Linked DNA regions of Homo sapiens: all the other regions are linked to region 3. A link is a contact called in ENCODE Hi-C or POLR2A ChIA-PET data. All regions are on one chromosome and are shown on one strand. Each heading gives the region's core, a stretch centred on a gene start or an enhancer-like site at or near the end of the contact. The rest is flanking DNA. Distances are from core to core; before and after follow the strand shown. Region 1 has its middle 37 kb from the start of BCL2L14. Region 2 overlaps ETV6 (ETS variant transcription factor 6). Region 3 overlaps ETV6 (ETS variant transcription factor 6).

The links. A loop is a pair of places that touch in the nucleus more often than their neighbours do. ChIA-PET counts read pairs that join two places held with the same protein, here RNA polymerase II (POLR2A). Pooled maps may share reads with other maps.
Region 1: a map of mammary epithelial cell shows a loop between it and region 3 (3-fold over the local background). The contact joins two enhancer-like sites. A Hi-C loop is called at or near these places in 11 of 168 maps with a recorded cell type or tissue (CD4-positive, alpha-beta memory T cell, Caco-2, Calu3 and 8 more), 7 of 37 single-sample maps with no recorded cell type and 18 of 50 pooled maps. POLR2A ChIA-PET finds 5 or more read pairs at or near these places in 2 of 52 experiments (PC-3 and activated T-cell).
Region 2: a loop to region 3 is called in a map of sigmoid colon, with 2.7 times the contacts of the local background. The contact joins two enhancer-like sites. A Hi-C loop is called at or near these places in 3 of 168 maps with a recorded cell type or tissue (A673, endothelial cell of umbilical vein and sigmoid colon) and 6 of 50 pooled maps. POLR2A ChIA-PET finds 5 or more read pairs at or near these places in 1 of 52 experiments (endothelial cell of umbilical vein).

Annotation. Positions count from the first base shown.
Region 1 is chr12:12,032,192-12,036,577 of GRCh38, reverse strand. No RefSeq gene overlaps it. Among named protein-coding and RNA genes, the nearest start is that of BCL2L14, 37 kb to the left of the region's middle. RefSeq lists a silencer at 2,929-3,223 and enhancers at 3,675-3,774, 4,225-4,274. Within about 2 kb of position 3,042, at least 28 of the 41 ENCODE cell types and tissues checked have a DNase peak (open chromatin) inside an H3K27ac peak, as active enhancers do; they include endothelial cell of umbilical vein, where a contact is called at or near this core.
Region 2 is chr12:11,705,249-11,709,260 of GRCh38, reverse strand. All of the region lies in intron 1 of ETV6 (ETS variant transcription factor 6), which reads right to left. Among named protein-coding and RNA genes, the nearest start is that of ETV6, 58 kb to the right of the region's middle. Within about 2 kb of position 1,505, at least 14 of the 41 ENCODE cell types and tissues checked have a DNase peak (open chromatin) inside an H3K27ac peak, as active enhancers do.
Region 3 is chr12:11,876,690-11,880,682 of GRCh38, reverse strand. The region is part of intron 5 of ETV6 (ETS variant transcription factor 6); the gene reads right to left. Among named protein-coding and RNA genes, the nearest start is that of BCL2L14, 190 kb to the left of the region's middle. RefSeq lists an enhancer at 1,649-2,446. Within about 2 kb of position 2,527, at least 17 of the 41 ENCODE cell types and tissues checked have a DNase peak (open chromatin) inside an H3K27ac peak, as active enhancers do; they include endothelial cell of umbilical vein, where a contact is called at or near this core.

The DNA of each region.
Region 1 (4,386 bases), core at 1,793-4,292, 160 kb before region 3:
TTCTTGCTTGCTTTTTTTTTGAGATAGAGTCTCGCTCTGTTGCCAGAGTGGAGTGCAGTGGTGCAATCTTGGCTCACTGCAACCTCCGCCTCCCGGGTTCAAGCGATTCTCCTGCCTCAGCCTCCTGAGTAGCTGGGACTACAGGAGCGCACTAGCATGCCCAGCTAATTTTTGCATTTTTAGTAGAGATGGGGTTTCACCATGTTGACCAGGATGGTCTCGATCTCCTGACCTAGTGATCCGCCCACCTCAGCCTCCCAAAGTGCTGGGATTACAGGCGTGAGCCACCACGCCTGGCCACAGATTGGTATTTTCTCTGGTGTTCTCACATGGTGGAAAAGGTGGAAGAGCAGAAGGGATAAATACTGCGCCCTCATGTGGCAGAAGAGATGGAAGGGCAATGGGCCTAGCTAGTTCCTTCCAGCCCTTTTATAAAGGCACTAAACCCATTCACATGAGGGTGGCGGCCTCATGACCTAATCACCTTCCAAATGCCCCACCTTCTAATACCATTGCTTTGGGGTTTAAGTTTCAACATACGAATTTTGGAGGACACATACGTTCAAATGGCACCAGGTCACTAAAAATCACCAGGAAGTAGAATGGAAGTACTTCACAGTTTGCTTTCAGATAAATGTCAGAAAATTGGCTTTACTACAATAAAATAATGTGTAGGGTAAAGAACTAACAGTGCATAGATATGCAAAAGGTTTATCAGTAACTACTGAACCCCAAATGCTATGTTTTAAGACAGTGGGGACTTGGAGAAACATAGTAGAATCCAGGATATTCATTCAACAAAATATGTTTAGTTTGGATTACTGGTTCATACCTGGAAATTACTATAATTTCTTTCTTTTTGTTTGTTTGTTTTTTTGGCCTGTTCTCTGTGAACCTAAAAGTTGCTGTGATTTTGTTAGGTTACTTTGAAAGATTATGTGCTCTGAAATTATACAGACCTGGTTCTGGTCTCAGCTGTAAGGTGCAGACAATTTCTTTAACTTCTCTGCAGCTCTTTCCCCATCTGCATGGGTATTTTAGAGATTATTGTCAGGACTAACTGTGATTCTGTATCTAAAACTTCTGCACTAATTATCAGAGAAATACATGTTAAAACCACAATGAGATATCACCTCATACCTGTTGGAATGCTGTTATCAAAAAGATGAAAGATAACAAATGCTAGCGAGGTTGTGGAGAGCAGGGAAGCCTTGTGCACTGCTGGTGGGAATGTAAATTAACACAGCCATTGCAGAAAACAGTATGGAGGTTCCTTAAAAAATTAAAAATAGTACTACCATATGATCTAGCAATCCCACTCCTGGGTATATATATCCAAAGGAAATAAAATTGGTATGTTGAAGAGGTATCTGTACTGCCATGTTCATTGCAGCACTATTCACAATAGCCAAGATTTGAAACCAACTAAGTGTTTAAGTGTTCATCAACGGATGGATGGATAAAGAAAATGGGGTTGGATAAAGAAAACACACCATGGAATACTATTCAGTCTTTTAAAAAGGAGGACATCCTGTTGCTTGTGACATAGATGAACCCAAAGGACATTGTGCTAAGTGAAATAAGTCAGGCACAGAAAGACAAATACTGCATGATCTCATATGTGGACTCTTAAAAAGTTGAACTCAAAGAAGTAGAGAGTAGAATAGGGGTTACCAGGGCTTTCAGGCTTGTTGGGGGGCAGTTGGGGAGATGGTCAAAGAACATAAAATTTCAGTTAGACAAGAGGAATATATGTTCAAGAGATCTATTGTACAACATTGCAACTATGATTAATAACATATATTTTTGAAAATCACTGAGAGATTTTAAGTCACCCCTAAAATGATAACTTTGTGAGCACATGCATATGTAATTAGCTTTATTTAACCATTCCACAATGTATACATATTCCAAAACATGTTGTCCATGACAAATATACATAATAAAATAAAAAAATCCTGGCACAGAGCTGGCATTTCTGAAGTGTTAATTCCTTGTAACGCCATTTCTCAAATCGAGATTCTACCTGCACGCACATACCACAGGCTTCCATCTTTGCTCTGTTTTAGTTCATGACAGCCAGAGTTGCCCTCAAGATTTTCTAGTTTTTTGGTTCCCAAACTGGGATTCCCCAGCTCTCAGGCCCTGAGAAAGTTGTAACTAGGGTCTGTGGGTTAGTTTCAACATGCTGAAATCCTAACAAAAATCATTCATGGGTGGGAGACCAGGTTAAGAAGGGATCAAGTGTCTTCGCCTTTGTCTGTGATATGGACTCACTGTGGTAACTCTGGTTGCATCATGATCATCAGAAGGCCTGCCTGACATTTATACGTCTGATCCCTCAAGACAGAAAGCTTATTAAGCTCCTATTTTAGAGATGCATTCTGGTGGGCAACATCTTTCAGAAACACTGAATTTATGGGAAAAAATAGTAAAGAAGTTAACGAGTCTGGGGCATTGAGATCCACAAAGCTTAAGTAACTTCCCAAGGTCACACAGCAAGTTGGTAGCAGTGCCAGGACCAGAACTGATTTCTGCTGACACCTCATAGCCTGCGTGTTCCACTCCTTGCCGTGCCGTCCAGACTACCTTCTTTTCCACCTGGGTCCTTCATGTCTATCAAATATCACCTTGGAAACAGGCTTTTAGTCAGGATGTTGTAGTGTCAAGGGCAACTGAAGTCTCCTCTACACTAGGACCCCAGGAATCTAAGGGAGAAGGTATTTCCGACCATTTATTATGATTTATAATTTCAGCCAGAAATTTTTCTTCTGCTTCCTTTCTCAATTAGGGAAATGTGTGCTTTAGAAGATTTTAAATGCTTGGTTACTTAAGAGAGAAAGAAAACTCTGTTGCTTGTTCATATTATTTGTGTTTTTTTCCATGCAAAGACAGGAGGTTTTCAGCCAAGGCAAATCAGAGTGGCTGACATTCCCACGGGAAAGTGGGCCGGGCGTGAGAACAGGATGTGTACCTGTCTGGAAGCTGGAGCCTTTGATGTACATCCACAAGAGCCCCAGAAGGAAGCTGTTTTGATAAGCTGTGGTCACCAGGTGGCGCTACACACACGCTGTCAAGTCCAACAGTTTTTCAGACCTGCAGGATTTTTCCAGATTTACCGAAGCAGGAAAAAACAGGAAAAACAAAACGGGTCCAGTACTTCAGCTCAGAATAGTTGAGTTGAAAAGAGGTGGAAAACCCCCCAGACAGCTTGCCCTCTTCAATCGTGTGGCAGAGCATCCACTTGGTGCCCTTCGGATTCTTTGAGTAAATGTGGAGCTGGCTGGCTCCTCAAGGGAGTGTGGAATCAGGACGTGGCTGGTTCCGGCTGCAAGAAAGTCCCGGTTATTCTGCGAGGGCGAAAGAGCTCCAGCGTTAGGGCTTCAGCAGAGGCGGTTGCTAAGGCGCACCAGTCCTTTACTTCGGACCAGTCTGACCTTAACGGGAAAGGCAATTTCCCTTTCTGTATGGGGAACTCATTTCCTTTGTTGCTTTCCTTATTTTCCTCCCAGGGTCTTTTAATTCCATCCTGATTGGGGCCTGAGAGGAGGGCATGGGTGAGGTGTGAACCAGCAGCGCCCTTTCTTCCTTCTCGCTCCGCCCCCAGGCAACACCCTCCAGCACCCAAGCCTACCCTCTTCCTCCAACGGAAAAATGCACACGGCATATCCGTGTCTGTCCACATGCCGGATTTCCCGGCCAGTTCTGATGTGAAATATCTTGAAAGTTTGCTAAGGGGCCACTTTATATTAAAAGAGGATTAAAAAATAAAGAAAATCCCATACCTCCAATCTGAAAGTCTTTTCTTGGTGCCATAAAAAAACTGAGCTATCAGCCCTCTGGTACCTTCGATTCCAGGCCAAAGGCCACTGCCTGGTGGTGACGGCCAACGTGGAGGCACCCAGGCCAGCTCCCACGGCATCTCTGCCGACAAGCAGTGACTCCAGCAGATTGTAGTAGCACCTACACAGCCAGAGCTACACCCAGGTGCTTGCTTTGCTGCAGTTTGGGAGGGATCAATGTTCCAGAGCAGCGGCTCACCAACCTTAGCATGGCTCAGTTGCTGGGCTCCACTCCCAGAGTTTTTGGGTGAATGCGTCCAGGGTGCGGCTGGGAAATTTGCATTTTTAAGAATTTCCCCCTGAGGCTGATGCTACAGTCTGGAGACCACACTTTGAGAACCACTATTTCAGAGTAAAATGCTGGTGGGAGGAAAGGAGCAGCAGGAAACAGCCGATGACTGTGGTGTGGCCGGTCTTTCTCCCAGGCGGGGTGGGGTGTGTGTGCCAGGATTGCAGGGTCACCAGGAGGGCCGGTTCTGTGGGGGCTGCTGAAAATCCTTATCCCTCCTTTCTAGACTAGTGGTTCTGAGACTTGGCAGCACAT
Region 2 (4,012 bases), core at 256-2,755, 170 kb after region 3:
GATAAGAGGGCAGGGGTAGAATGAGGAAGAAGGTAGAGGTATATAGGTAGGGTATCAATATCAGTCATTTTGGTTCTTATGTTGGGTGGTGAGTTCATAGGTGTTCACTGTATCATCATGCTTTGTAACTCACATAGCTTCTTGGTTATATATCAAATATTACATATAGAATACAATGGGGGGTGGGGAACGAATCAAGCTTTCAGGCCACACGTGTGCATCACCTCAATGCAGCCTCCCCTGACCACTCCTGAACAGACATTTCTCTTTCTCTGATCAACTGTCTCTCCATTCATGAGCTGATATTGCTAGGTAACTTTTCATGTGCTTAGACCTTGCCTTTTCGAATGGATTTTAAGTCCCTCAAAATTCTGGGACAGTTTCTTACACATCTTTCTACTCTCCCACAGGGTCTGAGTGAGTGTCTGAGTAACTCAATAAATTCTCATTGATGGCTGAAAAGCAAGATGAGTCGGGGTAGGAATAACAAAAATAAACCAGCAGAAAAGCAGGGTTGGTTGAGTGGCACTGGGTGTCAGCTTTCTGGAAGTCACTAACAGCTCCAAAAGTTGACTTGAGAGGTCAGAAGCGAGGCAGGGTACATATACGATTCCTGAATGTGCCTAGAATGAAACAATGTCCATCCCCCATGATACTGGCCTACAAGTGGTACCTGTGATAACACAGCAAGGCTTGTAGAAGGGAATGTACACAAGACAGGGGGGAGTCTGGGCCGTCTGTGATGTCCAGACTGCAAGAAACCAGTGGAAAAGTCCCTCCCAGGGAGGTGGCACCTCAGCTCCAAGTTTCCTTAAGAAAACGCAGTTACAGCACCATTATACTTCTTGCTAAGTCCCCAAATTTCCAGTCTTTCAGCAGCTTCCCACCCAGTCTGTTCAATACCTTAGAAGACAACAGCACTCCCTTGCAGAGCACAAGTGAGGACTGCTTTATCTGTTCTCAAATTCCAAGTCTACATTCTTGTTCTTTTTTTTTTTTTTTTCACTGAGACTCCCCAACCCTAAACTTGAGATGCTCCCATCTGTCCCATGAACCCCAGCTCTGTCTGGCTTATTCCAATTTAGGTTAAAGAGATCAAGGCTGGATGTGGTAGTGAGAACTCTCTCCTGTTGGAAACAAAGGTTACCCTGAAGGAAATGTACAGCTTTCGACGTATGCTCACCACAGAGGGAAGCATAACAGAACATTCAAAATTATAACAGAATAACTTAAAATCAGGCTGAGAAAATCACAAATACAACTGCTAAGGGAAGAAAAGATAGACTTCAAACGGCTTATAAATTGATCCTGCTAAAAGGTCACTTTACTGCCATAAGATAGGAGGAGACAAAGTTGAGATTAAAATTATCATAACCATGTTCTAGTTCAGTTTCTCAGTTAACAGGTAAATATGGCCCTGTGAGGTGACATGCCAGGTCACTGGACGGAGAAGAACCAGAGCCAGGGATCACCACTCCATGGCCAATGCCTGTGTGCCATGACGTTCTCCAGGACCGATCCCCTTGGCCACTTGCCACATACGACTCGGGGCCTGTGTACCTGGCACTGAATCAAAGAAAGGTCCCGATTAGAATCCATAAATCTACATGCAGGAGGTTAGAGGGGAGAAATTGAGAAGAAAATCATTCTTTCCATACACTAAAAGGAAAATCATCAGTGGCTAAAGCAATCTGAGAACACCCATGCTTCCGACATTTCTCACATTTAGAAAAAAACGCCCCATGATGACAGAATTCTCAACACCAGCCTGCTATTTGGAACTAAAGGAACAAGTGGGAGCATGAAAGGGATCGATGGAAACGCAGTGCACAACTAGGATTTTCAAACAATCTACATCCAGCTCAGGTAGAGAAGCGCTGCGATTCCCACAGGTGTGCTCCCATTCTAAGCCAGGAGACCACCTCTAGCAGGTGAGCCTGCCTGCCACAGCAAGCCTGCTCATGGGAAATGAGCCCGCTGCTCAGGATTCTTTATTATTTTTAAGACTTCCCATTTGAGAAGCAGGGAATGTGATTTTTTTTCCTCTCCAACACGTTTTTTTCACGTCTAGCCTCCTTTACACAGCTGCTCTTCTTCAAGACTCTGCAATTGAGCGCTCTTGTTTACTTTCTTCTGAGTTCCCTGAGGTTTGATTGTTGAGGCCTGTGCAAGTCAGTGATTAGCATTCTGACTTCAATTCCTTCTTCAGAGTCAGCCAAAGGAGTCCAAGAAGTTGGCCACAACCACCCCCTGGGAACAATAGACCCTTTCTACAAAATACAGGTTTGTCTTCCTTTTCAAATACACAGGAGTTGGTCCCCTGGCAGAGAGGTCTACCTGACAGTACAAACTGTTCGCTGTGAAGTAGAGGGCTTTCCAAACAAGCAGCATCAACCTGCAGGTCATATGTGCACCAGAGTAAAGATTTCACCTCGATTCCATTTACAGAACTCAAAAGGTAAATTGTACGCCCCATCTGAAAGAAAACAGATATGGCTAGGAATGCAATCGTCCTAGAAATACCTGGCTTGTAACAGTCGGGCCCTGCAAGGGCAGCTGGGGTGTATGATGCAAGCCAGTGCTCTCCCACCCTCTCCACTTGCCTCTTATCTGTCCTGCTCACAAAACAGTGCAGGTGGCCCTACTATCTCCTAGCACCTAAAACTGAAGTCATTAGAAAACTCAGTAACCTGCCAGGTAAGGAGGGCTGCCCCTCATGGAAGCTCGGAGCACACTGATTCACTATTTAACCTATGAAAAACAGACAGCAGCCTCTAAAAGCTGAAATTCACATCATGCTCTCTACTCTTTTTTATTTTTATGCAGGACTGTTTTACAAGAAACAATCTTGCAATGTGATAGTGCTGGGCTCTTCCAGCGAAGAGAAATGGAGTCTAGTCCCTGCTCTGCCCTTTACTAAACTGGGCAACTTAACCTCTGTGCATCTATTTCTCCATGTGTACAAGGACAGTAAGACTGCCATCCTGCTTTTCTCACACGGTTATTATCAGGATAAAATGAGATAGCAAAAGCAAATATTTTTAAAGCTGCACTGCAAATGAAAGGCGTTGTTATTTTCATTCCTTTAACCAACTGGGAAGCCAGGCCTGAGGACATCAAGAACTCAGATGCAAGGCTGATGCACCTCAACAGAAGGAACGTTCGCTTCCTATCATCCCCATCCTAAAGAAGTCCTGGCAGGGGACCTCTGAGCCACTAAGACCAAGGCCCTCCAAAGATTTGAAAACCATCAAAGTTCAGGGGGTGACCCCCCCAAAATGGAGCTCCTGCCGCTACAATAAGTCTCTCAAAAGGATTCTGGAAAAATCTAGATTCAAGGCTCCTGCTTTCATTTCTCTGTGCCTCCATGGATATTAAAAGCACTTAAACACAGGCAGCTGAACTGACTCCTGGCCTGCTTTCTCATGGTGGAGAGAGTACAGTGGTGGCCAGAGGGTTTGAGTGGGCAGACAGGGGCTTAGGGTTGTCTCAATTGCCTTCTCATCTTTCCCTTGGAATATTCTTTTCATTATGAGGGCACCCTGTGGTTCAAGTCAAATGCCCGAAAAATAATGTGCTGTTTTTATTATGTTTTCTTCTAGTATTTTGTTTTACCCTTTTGTTAATATGTTAATGTATTAAGTCAAGTGTCTAAGGTCTGGGATATTATATCCTTAAGTCAGACTACAGCAGGCTAGACCAGACTAAATCAAGTTATTATTATTTTTTGGCTACTCAGGCCGAGAAGAGTCGAACAGTCCAAAGCAGTTTGCTGCAAAATTGCTCCATTATCCCAATGCAGATAATCTAATCGAAAGCCGCTCGAAAATCATCTGAAGGCCAGGGCAGAGAATATAAATAAAGGAGTCAGATGCCTGAAACACACACACCCCTCCAGAGATTATTTATAAACCAGGAAACCTTGATTTTTTGAGAGCCTTTGGCTATTGTAGAAAAAATTAACAAACCTGACTCAGTGGCAAATCATCCTGAATTGTTTCCCGGAGCTAGC
Region 3 (3,993 bases), core at 1,278-3,777:
TCTAGGCGGAAGGCACTCCACTCAGAAGCCTACTGTAGAGCAAAAAGAAAGCGGACAGTTCTCTAACCACAAGCATGGGCGTTTTCACTGCATGTTTCTGTTGCTTCTCTTTTACTGTAATGGTACATTCTACTTCTCATAAAACAGTGAAACGTGAACCAGACCATTTCTCCAATGTAAGGGCTTAACCTGCACTGGGCTGCCATGTTGGTTTTTCGGAGGCATCAAACTAGGACCTAGAATGTTATCTACTTATCAGATGGCAAAAGGAAGGGCAGGGCTTACCAGAGAACACCGTTTCCCTATCAGCTTCAAGAACATTTGTATCCGGCAAACTTTTCCTTTCATAAATGTGAAAACAACCCCAAACAAGCTGCCAATTGATCATTTTAAATGACATTTAATCCAGCAAAGCCAACTTTAGCTGAGTAATAAAAATACGTTGACATTCAGGACATATTGAATTAGTCACTAACGGAGACAGCAATAGGAATTTTGTGGCATAAAGCAGTTGTTTCAAGCTCAGAGTATAAGTGGCTTTTATAACATTATTGATTGTTTTGTTTCTTTGGTAAAAATTATGCCTAGATGATAAAAATAACTGCCTGACCACACAATAGATTTTTTTTCCTTTTTTTTTTTTTTTTTTTAAACAATTGACATTCAAGCCATGTCAGTTATTTTTGTTTCTAAGATTTCTATTAAATAAAAGGCAGATCCTCTTTAGGTTCCTAGATCCTTTAGAGGTTGTTGCCACGGCTCACCTGGAATTTTTCAGCCTTTTCGGAACCCATGCCTGCACAGATACAATGTTCTTTGATCATCAATGTAAATGCATAATACTATATAATAAAGCGCAACACACTCTATAAATAGAAGTTCACTCCACTTCAAAACACCTGAACGTATATGTATAAAATGTTTTTGGATCACAAGGTATTCATTAATTTTAAGTGCATTTTTCTTAAACGAAAGGGCTTTCTTCTATCTCAAGGCACATGGATATTTTAAAGAAATTTCCACTATTTGGATTTTCTTTTCCATGAGAAGTAGTTTATGAAAGTGTTTAGCCCAAGTATAGTTCCCTCTCCTTCCTGCTGGGTGAGGTACCCTCGGTATCCGCAGCTAAAGGCATTGTAAAAAATCCCTTCCTGTGGTTAAGGAGAAATATTTTCACTCCCACGTCTGTCTCTTACCAGAGACTCATTGTATAAACTTATTGAGCAGAGATTGTAAAAAGATGGGCAATTCACACATAACCAACATGGTTTCTAAAGAAAAAAACCACGCTAGACAAAACTGATGCCTTAAAAAACTTTGAGTAGGAAAGTCAAATTATTGACATAGGGAATGTTTAATGATTGTGGTTAATTTAAATTTCAGGAAAGCTTCTAAGAAAGTCATTTTATGTTCTTTTAACTGCCCAAGTGGAATTTTAAAGAAGGCCTGCAAATGACAGTGTCATGGGCATAATTACCAGAAGAGAGGCTGAGTGTCCCTGTTACATTTTTTGAAATTTATTACCTAAAAATTAACGTTTATTTCCAGTTCAGCAACAAAACACGCAAAGTAGCATATGAAAAAAAAAGTTGCTACTAAGCTTTACAAATATGGTTCTGAACTGGGGGCATGTGGCAATATCTGGAGGCATTTCTGGTTGTCACACTGGGGTGCAGGGTGCTCCTAGCATCTAGTGGGTAGAGGCCAGGGATGCTGCTGAATCTCTTACAATATAGTAAGCAACCCCACAAATTATTATTTGGCCCAAATATCGAGAGTGTTGAGAAACCCTGCTTAGAGAAACACGGTTTACAACATTCAGGGGGCCATCTGCTGCTTGTTTTTTTTTTTTTTCCCCTCCTCCTCCTCTATTCTAGATCAGCCATTACCTAGAAGCAGAAAGTTGGTCAATCCAGTGCAGCCAGGTGTGTGTTGATACGCAGAGGTGTGTTTACAATGGGCAATTGCTTGTGCTTTGCCGTGGCTTAGGAAAACAGAAAACATATGTGCACGGTGGCACGCTGGGGGAGGGAGAAGTGGAGGCAAATAATACAAAAATCTACGCTTCCTGGCTTCCTGGGGCAGAAGAACCACAGCTGCAAATGAGGCTGGACCTTTTCACCTGTGATTACATAAGGTGTGGAGAAGGCTTGGAAACACCGGTATCCGAAACTCACAGCCTGCAGCTGAGATCCAGCCCGCAGTCAGAACCTAATAAGGCCCAGCCTCCGCTTTGCTCAGGTGTGGGTGCAGCCTGGGAATTCACATCCAGGGACTGCAGGGAGGTAGGACTCTGTATTACAGCACTGTGCGCCCTTACACAAACTGGAATTTCCAGTCTCCTCAAGCCCCTTCTATTATTTTCCACTCAGACACCATGCTGTTGATGTTTTTTTATCTTTTAAAAACATTGTCCTGAAACTTCCTCCTCTTTTAGGGCTCTTTGATTTCTCAGTTGTTCACACTGAAAATCAAATGCAGTGACTCAGCCGCTGGGAATATTCCTGCTGGAGTGATGGCTCCTCCCCTCCCCAGTGCTCATCTTATTCATCCCCTCCAAATATGGACAGCAGGCAAAGCTTCAGGGAGGGGAAGCAGGAGCACAAAAGTAAATCTCCAAGGAAATAAGAAAACGGAGGTGGCCTTGAAGGGCACCCCACACAGGCCTTCCCTGTCAGTGCCCTGCGTGGCTCTGCAGGCAGTTGTGCTGGCTGTACCCACAGCTCCCACACAGTCCCTCTCAGATGGGCAGGATGGCAGCTCAGCAGTGAGGCAGGGGGGGACAGTGACACGTAGCAATTAACTTTCTTGTGCCATGCATTCACATGTTGTCTCATTAACAGTCAAAAGGGCCCAGAAATGGGTATTACTATTCTCAATATTACAGATAAGGAAAGAAGGGCTCAGGGACATTATGCACCTGCTTGGGAGTCAAGAACCGGATTCCAATCATGCTGACTTCGCAGTCCAAGCTTTTGCCACAGGCCCACACTGCTTCCCTAGGACTGTTCGGGGCCATCTGTCTCCAGGAGCTCTTGAGGGTACTGGGCTACAGAGGTCTACAGAAGGGCATCTCCCTGAGATAGTGTGGGAGGAAGCGGCTCTTTCACCTGGTACTAAAACACTGGAATCCCTGTGGCTTCTGGGGACATCCCACAACCCTATCTTTTCTTTCCTGCAAACACAGATATTTATGCACAGATGCATGTGTGCGAAGGTGCACATGTGTCTGCACACCCCACACCTTCCAACAAAGGCCGAGGGCTGAGACTTGCCCCCAGCACTTTCATGCAATCCCTTCACACTTCTCTTTTACGAGGTCTTTTAGCTGTCAAGGCTGCTCCTGAGGCTCATGTACAAAATTAAAAAAAAAAAAAAAAGTCTATAGGCTTCCTTTGAAACAAATTCACAGCAGCATTAAACACTGTGGGAGGAAGTGGAGACAGAAGCAAGATGCCAGAATACAGTGACTTCTCCCAGTCCTTGAAGCCCCTGAGGATAAGCCTCAAACTGCTTTCTCTGGAGTTTCATACTTTTTTCTTCATCTTACTTCAGAGGCTTCCCTAATTGAATCTTTGTATATATATAATTCATCCAGTCAATAAAACCAAATCAAGAAAGTACATTGTTTTAGTTGGGTGACAAATAAGCAATGCAAGAGACTTGATGTCTCGCTGATTAGAATCTTTTTGTTTCTGTTAAGGATGTAACCTTGAGAGATAGTAAAAGTATTTTTTAAAGTCACAAAAGGCTACCTTTAAAGATTCCAAGGATTGCTGCGAAGTGTGTTCTAAGAGGGTTGGGAGTGAAGAGATCTTGAGCTGAGAGGAAATTCTGTGTCTTGCCTGCTGTAGGATTAATGACCCAACTGACCAGCGATAGCCTCACAAATCGAGAAGTTCATGTTCACAAAGATGGAGAGACTTCAGCAAAAGTTGTGAGAGAAACACAAGAAAGGAGATATTCTCTATTTGGGTAGGCCATGGCCTTTGA